Linked DNA regions of Homo sapiens: region 2 is linked to region 1. A link is a loop called in an ENCODE intact Hi-C map of the cell type or tissue named here. Cell type or tissue: thyroid gland. All regions are shown on one strand. Links, peaks and the distances in the headings refer to the core of each region. The heading gives the core; the rest is flanking DNA. Region 1 overlaps SRRD (SRR1 domain containing). Region 2 overlaps TPST2 (tyrosylprotein sulfotransferase 2).

Region 1 (5,375 bases), core at 169-5,168:
GGCAAAAAGACTCCTTAACTTGCTTCATAGTTCGAATCAGGATTTGACATCTGTCTTTAAGCCTTCATCCAGTTCCCTGTGGAAAAGCATTTCCCCAGTATGGAATCGTCAAGGAAATGTTTTCTGCATGTGGGTCAATCTGAGGTATGGGCTTCACCTCAGGGCCTGACAGAATCTCAGCATTCTCAGACTTACCTCTCCTCAAGTCCTTTGAAACTGTTCCCAATGATGACCATCTTAGAAAGGGCATCTACTGACCAGTTACTCCATAAAAGATTGTTGTACAAGGCCGTCCCACAATGGAGCATGTAAAAGATGGTAGGCTCCCCGCGAATACTCCGTTTCCCTTCCTGGGGATACGATATTCACAGGTGTAAACATGCCCACAACCTATTCTTTACAGCAAGGTGAGGGAGAGGTAAGGATGGGGATAATCATGAGACAAACTAAAGGATCAAAAGGAAAAAAGCTCATTTTGTGGAACAGTTACACTCGTATATGAAATCTATAGTTACAGGACTAAAGAGTCAGGAAATCATGATGTCCCGAAAGAACTCATGTTTACTTAACAAATGTACACATTGTGTTCTCATGAACACAAAGCCCTGCACTGATGGAGGGGCTTCCTGGGTCTATGACGGCAAGAACAGGAGGGATAGTGATGTTACTTACCCCATGTATTTCCCCTGTGTTCAGTAATCCACACTTCCTATGTCACTTCCTGCAGATCTGCATAACTAAGTCCTCTTCCAATGTCCCTGAGGCACAATCACCCCTCCTGAGAACCACTGCTCTCTGGCCAAACTCCAGCAGGGAACATAAGGCCCTTTGTCTGACCCTTGCCCACCTCTGGCCTGCCTCTCCTCTCCTTGCAGCTTCCCTTGTGTTAATAACAAACTGGCAGTGGTTTCCTGAACAGCCAGCACTGCACAGCTACCTTCAATCCTGGTTCTGTCCCACTAGCAAACTCCTGGTAGACCTTCAAAGCCCAGCTCAGACCCAGGAATCCTTCCTCCATCCCTCCGAACACCTGTCGTAGTACAAGGTTCTGCCTCAGTATTTCATTCCTCATTCACTTGTTGACCATGGGCTCCCTGAACACAGGGACTGGCTCCCATTTTTCTTGGTCTCCCCAAAGCTCCCTGCCTAGCACAGAACAGGCACCCAGAAAGATGATCTGAACTGAGTGACAGTGTTTTAGGACCTTGCCAATATCAGGGAATGACTCTTCTCTCAACTGAGCCAAATTTTCATACATAATAAGCAATAAGATGGCAGTTTCAGCACACACACAGGAATCAAAAGATTCTAATCCCCAAGACAATACAAAACCGAAATCGGAGGGATTTGCTCATACTGGCTTTGGCCCTGTGCTTTAGGGATGCATTTCTTTATTCCACAGGTCTCAGAAATGTCAAATCCCAGCTATTTTGGGGGGTGCAAACATGGGCAGAGAATTAATCCACAACTCACAGCCAGGTGCTATGGGTTTGACTGGGTTATAGCATCAAAGAGGAATGCTGCATCCCCTTTTATTACCTCCCTGGGACAGGATAAAATCCAACCACAAAGACCTCACTTGAGGCACCTAGACTTTTATGTTTCAGTAGCAACAGCAAATACCAAGTTAGCATAATTTCCAGACAAATAATTCTCAAAAAAGTGGTGCAGACCTAACATGTTCTGGTTCATGCTATCTGTGTAATTTTTTTCTGATGGGCACAACACAAGCCAAAATGTAGGTAACTGATTGGCTGGTTACATCGTTCAGGCACTACAAAAGTGAGCAGGCGGTAAGAGAGGAATGGCTGCCACTGCAAAGAATGCTGGTGTCCACAGGCAGGGCCTGGGGTGAGTCTGGTCAGGATTTTTACAGTTCTGTCTGCTCCCCTTTAAACCACTTACCTCGTTCTCACTGAGAACAGTCACACCAAGGGTGTTAAGGACTTCAATTTCAAGTTGGCTAAACAGAGGGTCATATACCCAACAGTGACTTCTGGGAATCTAGAAGGGAAGAATGAGTTGTTTACTTCAACCCAAACATCTGTGTGCACCCATGTATAGGACCAGAGGAGGAGGAGATGAAAATGAATCCAAAAATGTACCTGGCACTTTTCCAACAAAAGCAGCAAAAACGTTAGCTGGTTTCTAGCTACGATGCAGGTGGCAAAGTTCCCAATGCCGTAACACACACACTTCAAATGGCAGGTTCCTGTGACCAAGATCTCTCTTGGGATAGAATCAGTGGCCACATCTGACTCCTCTGGCAATGAGTCAAGATGCAGGTTTCCAAAGATGTCTGAAAGAGTCCCCACAGGGGCCTTCAGTTGTTCCAGATGTTTTGTGAGACATCTATTGATGGTTTCTGAAAGAGCAGGCCCCCAAATGCAGTTAGAGGGCATGTTCTGACCCTGTGAACCAAATCATCCACAAAAGAAGTTCACATATTTGGGGAGAAAGAGATCAGGGCAGTAAAAGGTTTCAATTCTTCAGAGAGAGAGAGAAGCTGCCAGCCTCATTCCCAAACATGCCTGGACATACAGTCACATTCACCACCAATTGACAAACTGTCCCGGCCCCTGGACTCCCAAAACCCAAGAGCATGTTGCAAGCAGAAATTGGGTTTCACTCAAGGGCAGTTTCCATCTAAAACTCTAATGTGAACTCATTCTAATTTAACAAGACCCTCCTAGTAAATGTAGACTATGCTCTGAAATGCGTACTTTTAAAGTTGTAACAAACCAGGTGCTCACGCCTGTAATCCTAGCACTTTGGGAGGCCTAGGTGAGTGGATCGCCTGAGGTCAGGAATTCAAGACCAGCCTGGCCAACATGGCAAAACCCCATCTCTACTAAAAATACAAAAAATTAGTCAGGCGTACTGGCGCACAGCTGTAGTCCCAGCTACTTGGGAGGCTGAAGCAGAAGAATCACTTGAACCAGGGAGGTGGAGGTTGCAGTTAGCCGAGATCACACCGCTGCATTCCAGCCTGGGCAACAGAGCAAGACTCCATCTCAAAAAAATAAAATAAAGTTATACTCTGTTTAAGTCTTCTCATGTAGAGGTAGGTTCTCTTGTCTCTCCTTTTATTGTACTGGTACTGAATTTAGCAAAACAAAAAAAGCCGTGCATTCCAATAAGATACCAACTTTTCACTTAAGATACCAGCAAAGGGCCAGGCATGGTGGCTCACACCTGTAATCCCAGTACCTTGGGAGACCGAGGTGGGCAGATCACTTGAGGTCAGGAGTTCGAGACCAGTCTGGCCAACATGGTGAAACCCCATCTCTACAAAAATACAAAAATTAGCCAGGGGTAGTGGCACACACCTGTAGTCCCAGCTACTCAGGAGACTGAGGCAGGAGGATTGTTTGAACCCAGGAGGTGGAAATTGCAGTGAGCAGAGATCACACCCCTACACTCCAGCCTGGGTGACACAGTGAGACTCCGTCTCAAAAGAAAAAAAAAAAAAAAAAAAAGCAGCAAAGACATCTTTAAACAAGACCCCAAGCCAGGAAAAACTGGCTCTTCAGGTCAATTTTGATAAAAGAATTGGTGAAAATTTTCTGGATAACTTGACAATAGATATCAAGTTGGTCACCGCCTTTCATTTAATTCTACTTCTGGGAATATATCCTAAGAAGATCATCCTAAGTTTGGTAAAAGCTTTATGCATAAAGTTACTCATTGCAAAATTATGTATAATAACTTAAAAAGGCTGGTTGTGGTGGCTCATGCCTATAATCCCAGCGCTTTGGGAAGCTGTAGGTGGGAGGATCACTTGAGCTCAGGAGGTACAGGTTGCAGTGAACTATGATTGCATCATTGTACTCCAGCCTAGGCGAAGAGTAAGACACTGTCCTAAAATAATAACTGAAAAACAACAGAAGAAAACTAAATGTCCCACAATAAAAATGATACCTATGGTATGTCCACTCCATGCATAAATATTATGTCGCCACCCACACACTATGTTTAGGAAGAGATTATCACTGCACGAGGAAAAGGCTACATTGTAATATCATGGAAAAGGAACAGGATAAATATAAATTTCAGCAATAATAATGACAACATTTATTGCCTTGTATACAGCAGGCAAGCATTTAACTAAACAGCTTCAATTCTCAAAACTATAGGATATACACATTATCTCCATTTCACAGATAAAGAAACTGAGGATCAGAATTAAGTGCCAAAAGACATACAGCTGTAAGGGGCGGGCGGCGTTAGAACCCAGCAAGTTATCCCTCTGTGAAGCAAAATGTCCTCAAATGAGGACTGATTCTCTTTTCTGCCCCACAATCCCTACCATTGGCCAAGTGGTACCCACCTAGTGCTGAACTCCAGAAATCAGAGATAAACAGGTCCTTCCTGTTGAGAAAAAAAATGGCACAGTCATGTCCCACCCATCTCAGGGCTGCCCCAACAGTAACTTTCCTGATCATGACCTGAATGCTTACAGAATGAGGTGCCCTGCAATGCAGGGCCCACCCTTACCAAGTGATAGGAGGGGGATATATGTTGAATATGTCCAGAGCCAGAGCACATACTGCTGGGGCTCAGAGACTGCAGGAGAGAGTATGCTGGAGGAGGTCCTTGATTCCCAGAGAGAGATCTGGGTCTATTCTCAGTCTACAACAGAGCCTAGCATAGAATTGCAGCTCAATAAATGGTTGTTAAGTGCTCAGAATTAGCCTTTCTGAGCTTTAGTTTCCTCATCTCTAAAATGGGGATAAAAATCATTCCCAACACGGAGGAGTTTAGAGGCATAAAATGGGTTAACATTCTTAGCCCAGTGTCTGGCACATAGCAGGTACTCAACAAATGGTATTTGTTATTATAAATAGTTTTAAGGGGAAAGTAAAGAGACAAAACCAAGTGTCTGGGCTTTCTTTATTCAAGTCAACTGGTTTTACAGACCCAGAGCAAAAGAAAGTCAACAGTGAATTAAAATGAACTGGATTTAAACTGACAAGCCACAGCCAGAGACAGTGATTATGGGGTTCAGAAAGGAGTACAGAGAATTGAAAGTCGGCCCAGAGGCTGCTGCACGTTTCTCACAGAGGGTAGAGAGTTCTGATGTACACAGGAATGCTTTATGAACTGGTAAATGCGTACACAGATATGCGTGTAAAATGCTGGCTCAATCTCTACTCAGAGCGATGGTGATTGCACCACACTTGGGTGTTGGGAGAAGCAAGGAGCTCCTGGGGAATACTGAAGCAGTTGAGGAGATCGTGACAGTGTCAAGGGATATGAAAAATGCCTTGAGTTTTCCAAACCCCTAGGCACATTCACTCTCACTGGCATCCTCTGAGAGCTTAAAAATAATCGCAGGTGCTTTTTATTCAGGCTGAGCCAAATGGTCAGCAACT
Region 2 (5,375 bases), core at 128-5,127, 59 kb before region 1:
GTGCAGTGGCATGATCATGGCTCACTTTAGCCTTGACCTCTGGGGTTCAAGTGATCCTCCTGCCTCAGCATCCCAATTAGCTGGGACTACAGGCAAGCACCACCACACCTGGCTAATTAAAAAAAAATTTTTTTTTGTAGTGATGGGGTCTCACTTTGTTGCCCAGGCTGGTCTCAAACTCCTGGGCTCAAGCGAGCCTCCTGCCTCAGCCCTCAAAGTGCTGGGATTACAGGCATGAGCTACCACACCTAGCTTGAATTTTTTCCGAGTTTGGAATATTTGCATCATACTAATCAGTTCAGCATCCATACTCCAAAATGTCTGATGAGCTTGCTTGCTTGCTTCCTTCCTTCCTTTTTCTTTCTCTTTCTTCTCTCTTTCTCTTTTTTCTTTCTCCTTCCTTGCTTTTCTTCTTTTTCTTCCTTTTTTCCTTCCTTCCTTTCTTCTTTCTTTCTTTTTCCTTTTCTTTCTCCTTTCCTTACCTTTCCCCTTTCCTTTCCCATGCCCTACCTGGTTTCATACTCACATCAGCCCAATCAGGCGGGTGGTGCCATGTCCTCCCCCTTCCCCTCCCCCGCCTCCTTTCCCCCTCCCTCTCCCCTCCCCTTCCCTTTCCTTTCAAGATGGGGTCTCGCTGTATTAACAGCCCAGGCTGGTCTTGAACTCCCAAGCTTAAGTGATTCTCCCACCTCGGCTTCCCAAAGTGCTGGGATTACAGGTGTAAACCACCATGCCCCACATCCGATGAGCGTTTTCTGTGAGCATCATGTTGGCACTCAACAAGTTTTGGATTTTGGAGCATTTCAGATTTTGAAATTTTGGATTAGGGCTACTTGACCTGTATTATCATCCCCATTTTACAGACGAGAAAACCAAGTCTCAGAGAGGCTAAGTGACTTGCCAAGGTCCTTCAGCCAGTAGCTGGTGCAGCAGAATGTTGAACCCAAGCAGTCTGGGCCCATAACATGTATGGCATACAATTCAAAAATTACTAGTCACTTTATTATTTTATCATATGGAAAGACAATAAGATGACACCATCAAGTTATGTTTTTAGGAGAAAAATATCACCTACCACCCGAGTACCACCCCTGGTAGCAATGTTTTTTGTTTCTTTGTTTTGAGGCAGTCTCATTCTGTCATCCAAGCTGGAGTACAGTGGCTCGATCATAGTTCACTGCAGCCTTGATCTCCTGGGCTCAAGCAATCCCCCAACCTCGGCCTCCCGAGTAGCTGGGACTACAGGCGTGCACCACCCCCTGCTTGGTTAACTGGTAGCAGTTGAGTCATATTTCCTTCTTGTCTTTTTTCTTAAGTGTGGTTTCTATTTGTTGGCGATTTTGCTGTGTGGTAGAGTCGTGCTCACCCTGCACCCACGTGGGCCTTTCTTAGCTTAAAATGGAGAACATGCCACCACCTGCCTGACTGGGCTGATGTGAGTATGAAACCAGGTAGGGCATGGAAAGCCCTTGCTTTGGTGTTAAATACACAGGGGTGCTGTGTATTTAATATATTCCTCCTACAAGAAAAGGAGGGGCTGGGTGAAGTGGCCCACACCTGAAATCCCAGCACTTTGGGAGGCACAGGCAAGAGTATTGCTTGAGTCCAGGAGTTTGAGACCAGCCTGGGCAACATAGCGGGACTCCATCTCTACACAAAAATACAAATATTAGCCAGGCATGGTGGCATGCACCTGTAGTCCTGGATACCTGGGAGGCTGAGATGGGAGGATCTGGGAGGATCGCTTGAGCTCGAGGAAGTCAAGGCTGCAGTGAACGAAGATCATGCCACTGCACTCCAGCCTGGGCTGGACAGAGTGAGACCCCATCTCAACAAAAAAAGAAAAAAAGGAGAGCTCTTTGACTCCTACCTCTCCCTCTCATTTGCCCTCTAATCAGCACTGCCCAGCAGAACACTCTGCAGTGATGGGAATGTTCTAGTGCAGAGGTCAGCAAATTTCTATAAATGTCCAGATAGTAAATGTTTCCAATTTTGTGGTGTTCATGTGGTTTCTATTGCCATTGCTCCTCCTCCTCTCTCTCCTCTTCCTCTTCCCTTCACCCTCTTCCCTTGATAAAATTTACAAATCATTCTTAGTTCAAGAGTGATTTGAAAACAGGCCCTGGGTTGGATTGGGCCATCATTGGCCTACCCCATCCTAAATGTGCACTGTCCAGTACAGTAGCCACTGGTCACATGTGGCTTCTGGGCACTTGCAGTGTGGCTAGTGCAAATGAGAAGCTGGATTCTTAATTGTATTTAATGTTGCATAAGGTGAGTTCAAATAGTTACATGTGGCTGGTAGCTGCATGTTGGATGCACAGCTCCAAATGACTGACAGCCCTGACAGCCCTGTTCCATTGCTCTGAAAGGGCCTGTGTTCCCTGGAGGGGGATGGCTGGGCTCGTGGGCCATGGGAGCTGCCTGGCTGGCAGGCCTCTTGGGCTCGCTGGCATTTCAAGAGCTGTCTGAGGGCAGCTGGGCGAGCCATCCTGCCTCTGGAAGAGCTTCAAGTGCCTGGTTCCTAATTGGTTTTGTTTATTCCAAGAGAGCAGGCCTCACATCATTGACCGCCCATGTCCCAGGAGTGCCGGGGCTTGAGTATCTATAGTTTGGGGGTGGCCTGCTGTGGGGGGGTCTAGTTGCTGTGGTTACACCTTGGTTCCCTTTTCCATCTGGGTTTAGATGTCCTAATTGGCCTGATATTTCAGGAATAGGAAAATGGTATGGAGAAAAGGAGTGAGTGAATAGGAAGGAATGGAGGACCAAGAAATGCAGTCAACACCCTGCAGCCGGTTTATTGCCATCATGGCACAAATAATAAAAGCTGAGTTTTTTTTTTCTTTTTTTTTTTTTTTGAGACGTGGTCTTGCTCTGTTGCCCAGACTGTAGTGCAGTGATGCAATCACAGCTCGCTGCAGCCTCGACCTCCTGGGCTTCAGCAATCCTCCCATCTAAGCCTCCCAAGTAGCCGGGACTATAGGCAGGTACCATCACCTGGATAACTTTTTATTTTTTGTAGAGACTGGGTCTCCCCATATTGCCCAGGCTGGTCTCTAACTCCTGGGCTCAAGTGATCCTCCTGCCTCTGCCTCCCAAAGTGCTGGGATCACAGGCGTGAGCCACCACCCCAGGCCTGGCTGAGATTTAAAAAGCTGACATTTTAAAGTGTTGTTACCCTGGTTAAAATCTCCTGTTTACAGAATAGGAAAAGTCTGAGAGGAGTGATATGTATACTCAAGGAGTTGGCCAACTCCAGAGCTGCATTCCAAACTACCCACCTCCTGAAACAGGACTGACAGGTGGGAGGTTTAGCTTCAGACTCAGTATGTGAGTCTGTAAAATGATTTTTCCTTGTGGGCCTCAGTTGTCCCATCTGTAAAATGGGGGAAGGTTTGAATTGGACTAAAAATCTTCCCTACCCTAAATGGTAAGGACACAGCACTGGGAGATATATACTCCCTGCCCTAAAGCTATAAGGATCCCCTTGATTCCACTTTGGCCTGGTTCTGGCTACATGCCAGGACTCATCGTGGACACAGCCTCGTTCCTGTAACCATGGGAGATTAAGTGTTAGGAAGGTCTTACAGATCTGGATGGTGAAACTCTTTCCATCCATTCCTTGGGTAAGTTGCTCTTCCTCTTGGTGTCATGCTTTCTCATCTGTAAAATTGGGATCATCACACTTTCCTTTTATTGGGGTTTAAATGACACAGGTATTTGCGTGGTCAGCATTTGGTCAGTGTTAGGTGGTGACAGTAGGATGTTGTGTTCAATTCCAGGAAGCAGCATATTCCTTGTAGGCTGGGCCTGTGGTACCATTTGGAATTGTGCAGTCCACAACCTGATCAACCATACCCAGCCATCTCAGGTGGCAATAGTGGTGTGTAGTGGTGGTTGTTGTTGCTTATTGTTATATTTACTTTTCCTGGAGTCCAAGGTCCCTAGGCCAAGAGGAGGGGAGAGGCCTGGTTGGCATAAACCAGGGGCTCCCTAAGGCAGCGGCGCCTTAGCTCAGACTTCAGCTCACACCTCTCTGCCTAAGAAGTGAGCCAGTTCATTCCCTGTAGGAGTAGATAAGTTGAGACTCCAGCTGTGGTATCTTGAGCTGAAGCAGCCTCCCCTGCATTCCAGAGTCCTTCTCCCAAATGTCACTGTCCAGTGCTCTTGGGAGCCTAAACCCTCACTCTGCCTCTTTGAAGGCTTGGCCCCTCTCCACAGTGCCCATCCCTGATGCAATATCTCCTTTGCCTCTCCAGGGCTCTGCCAGCAGACAGCCTTGGCACACAGGCACAAGGGCTGGAGCCCAGAGATGAGAGTGCCCAAGGGAGGTAAGTGCACCTAGAAGGAACTTCCCCTGGAGTCCTGGCCCCTCCTGAGACCGCCCTCCAAAAGTCCCCTCCATGCCCCCAGCCTCCATGATTGGGTGCCTGGGCAAACTCCCCTGGCTGGTTTTCACCTTTCTGTTCAGCCAGCAGGTTGGAAATCTGGTACTAGAAAAAGCTGCATCCCAGCAAGCATCATAGAGAGATGAGCATCTTCCTTGTCTATTAGGAAGACGATTCTCCAGGTGATAGGAGAGAGAAGGCTGAGTCCCAAAGTGGGCGGGGGACTTGCCCAGTGTCACGGAGCAGATTCAAGCCAGAACCCAAACGCTGTTGTGTCCCGTTCTCCTAATGTTAGTGTTTTAGGTATGCTTTCTCAGTACCCCACAGGAGTTCCTTGGCCTTCTGAATAGCTTCCTTGAGAAAAGGGTATTATTATTCCTTTTTTGGAGAAGAAAGTAGAAGCTCAGAGAAGTGATACCTTTTGTCCAGATCACCAGCTGGCAAGTGGCAGCAGAAGTGAGATTTGAACCTTGGAGTGTAGTACTCCAAGTTAGAAGCCCTCACCTATCATCCTCACTGCGAGGATGCCAGGATACCTCCCTTGCCAGGGTCCAGCAGGGTGATGAGGGTGTTGGGCAGGCCTAGTTCCCTGGGCTGGGCCCTCTAGCTCCTTCCACAGTGGGGTCCCTAGCTCTGGGTAACCAGGAAGCTACTTTCTGCTTTGTGGGTTCCAGGCTGCTTTCTGTGTCCCAAGTCACCCTGCTTTTTCTTCTTAAGCCATCGTGCAGGTCATTGCTGTCTTCTGCTCACTTCTGACTTGCCTGCTTTGAGCTGTTTTCTTCAGCCTTGGCCTGGTCTGATCCAGGATTCCTGCCCTGGCCATGCAACCTTGGGCAAGCTGCTTCATCTCTTTGAGCTTAGATACTGCAGGGAAAATGCTTTAGCAGAGTTTATGCTCCATAATTTCGAACACCTTTGCTGAACATAAAATGCTGAAGCTGGCCGGGTGCGGTGGCTCACACCTGTAATCCCAGCACTTTGGGAGGC

Evidence for each region. Hi-C counts contacts between places; a loop is a spot of excess contacts. Peaks named below come from ENCODE experiments on the same cell type or tissue, not always from the same donor. Only the 100,000 strongest peaks of a DNase experiment are listed, where the experiment ranks them.
Region 2: it touches region 1 in a loop (2.2-fold over the local background); 1 of 110 quality-filtered maps calls a loop at or near these places.

Annotation. Positions count from the first base shown.
Region 1 is chr22:26,485,019-26,490,393 of GRCh38, reverse strand. It overlaps SRRD (SRR1 domain containing), which reads right to left. Exons shown (of 7, transcript NM_001013694.3): 2 at 4,331-4,371; 3 at 2,106-2,365; 4 at 1,906-2,004; 5 at 196-350. Among named protein-coding and RNA genes, the nearest start is that of SRRD, 3.8 kb to the right of the region's middle. In thyroid gland, for the core only: no CTCF peak of the experiment used is centred there; DNase peaks (open chromatin) are centred at 2,193 and 2,855; H3K27ac peaks cover 3,692 bases.
Region 2 is chr22:26,543,560-26,548,934 of GRCh38, reverse strand. It overlaps TPST2 (tyrosylprotein sulfotransferase 2), which reads left to right. Exons shown (of 7, transcript NM_003595.5): 2 at 4,260-4,331. Among named protein-coding and RNA genes, the nearest start is that of MIR548J, 9.1 kb to the left of the region's middle. In thyroid gland, for the core only: no CTCF peak of the experiment used is centred there; DNase peaks (open chromatin) are centred at 2,534, 2,902, 3,511 and 4,244; H3K27ac peaks cover 4,884 bases.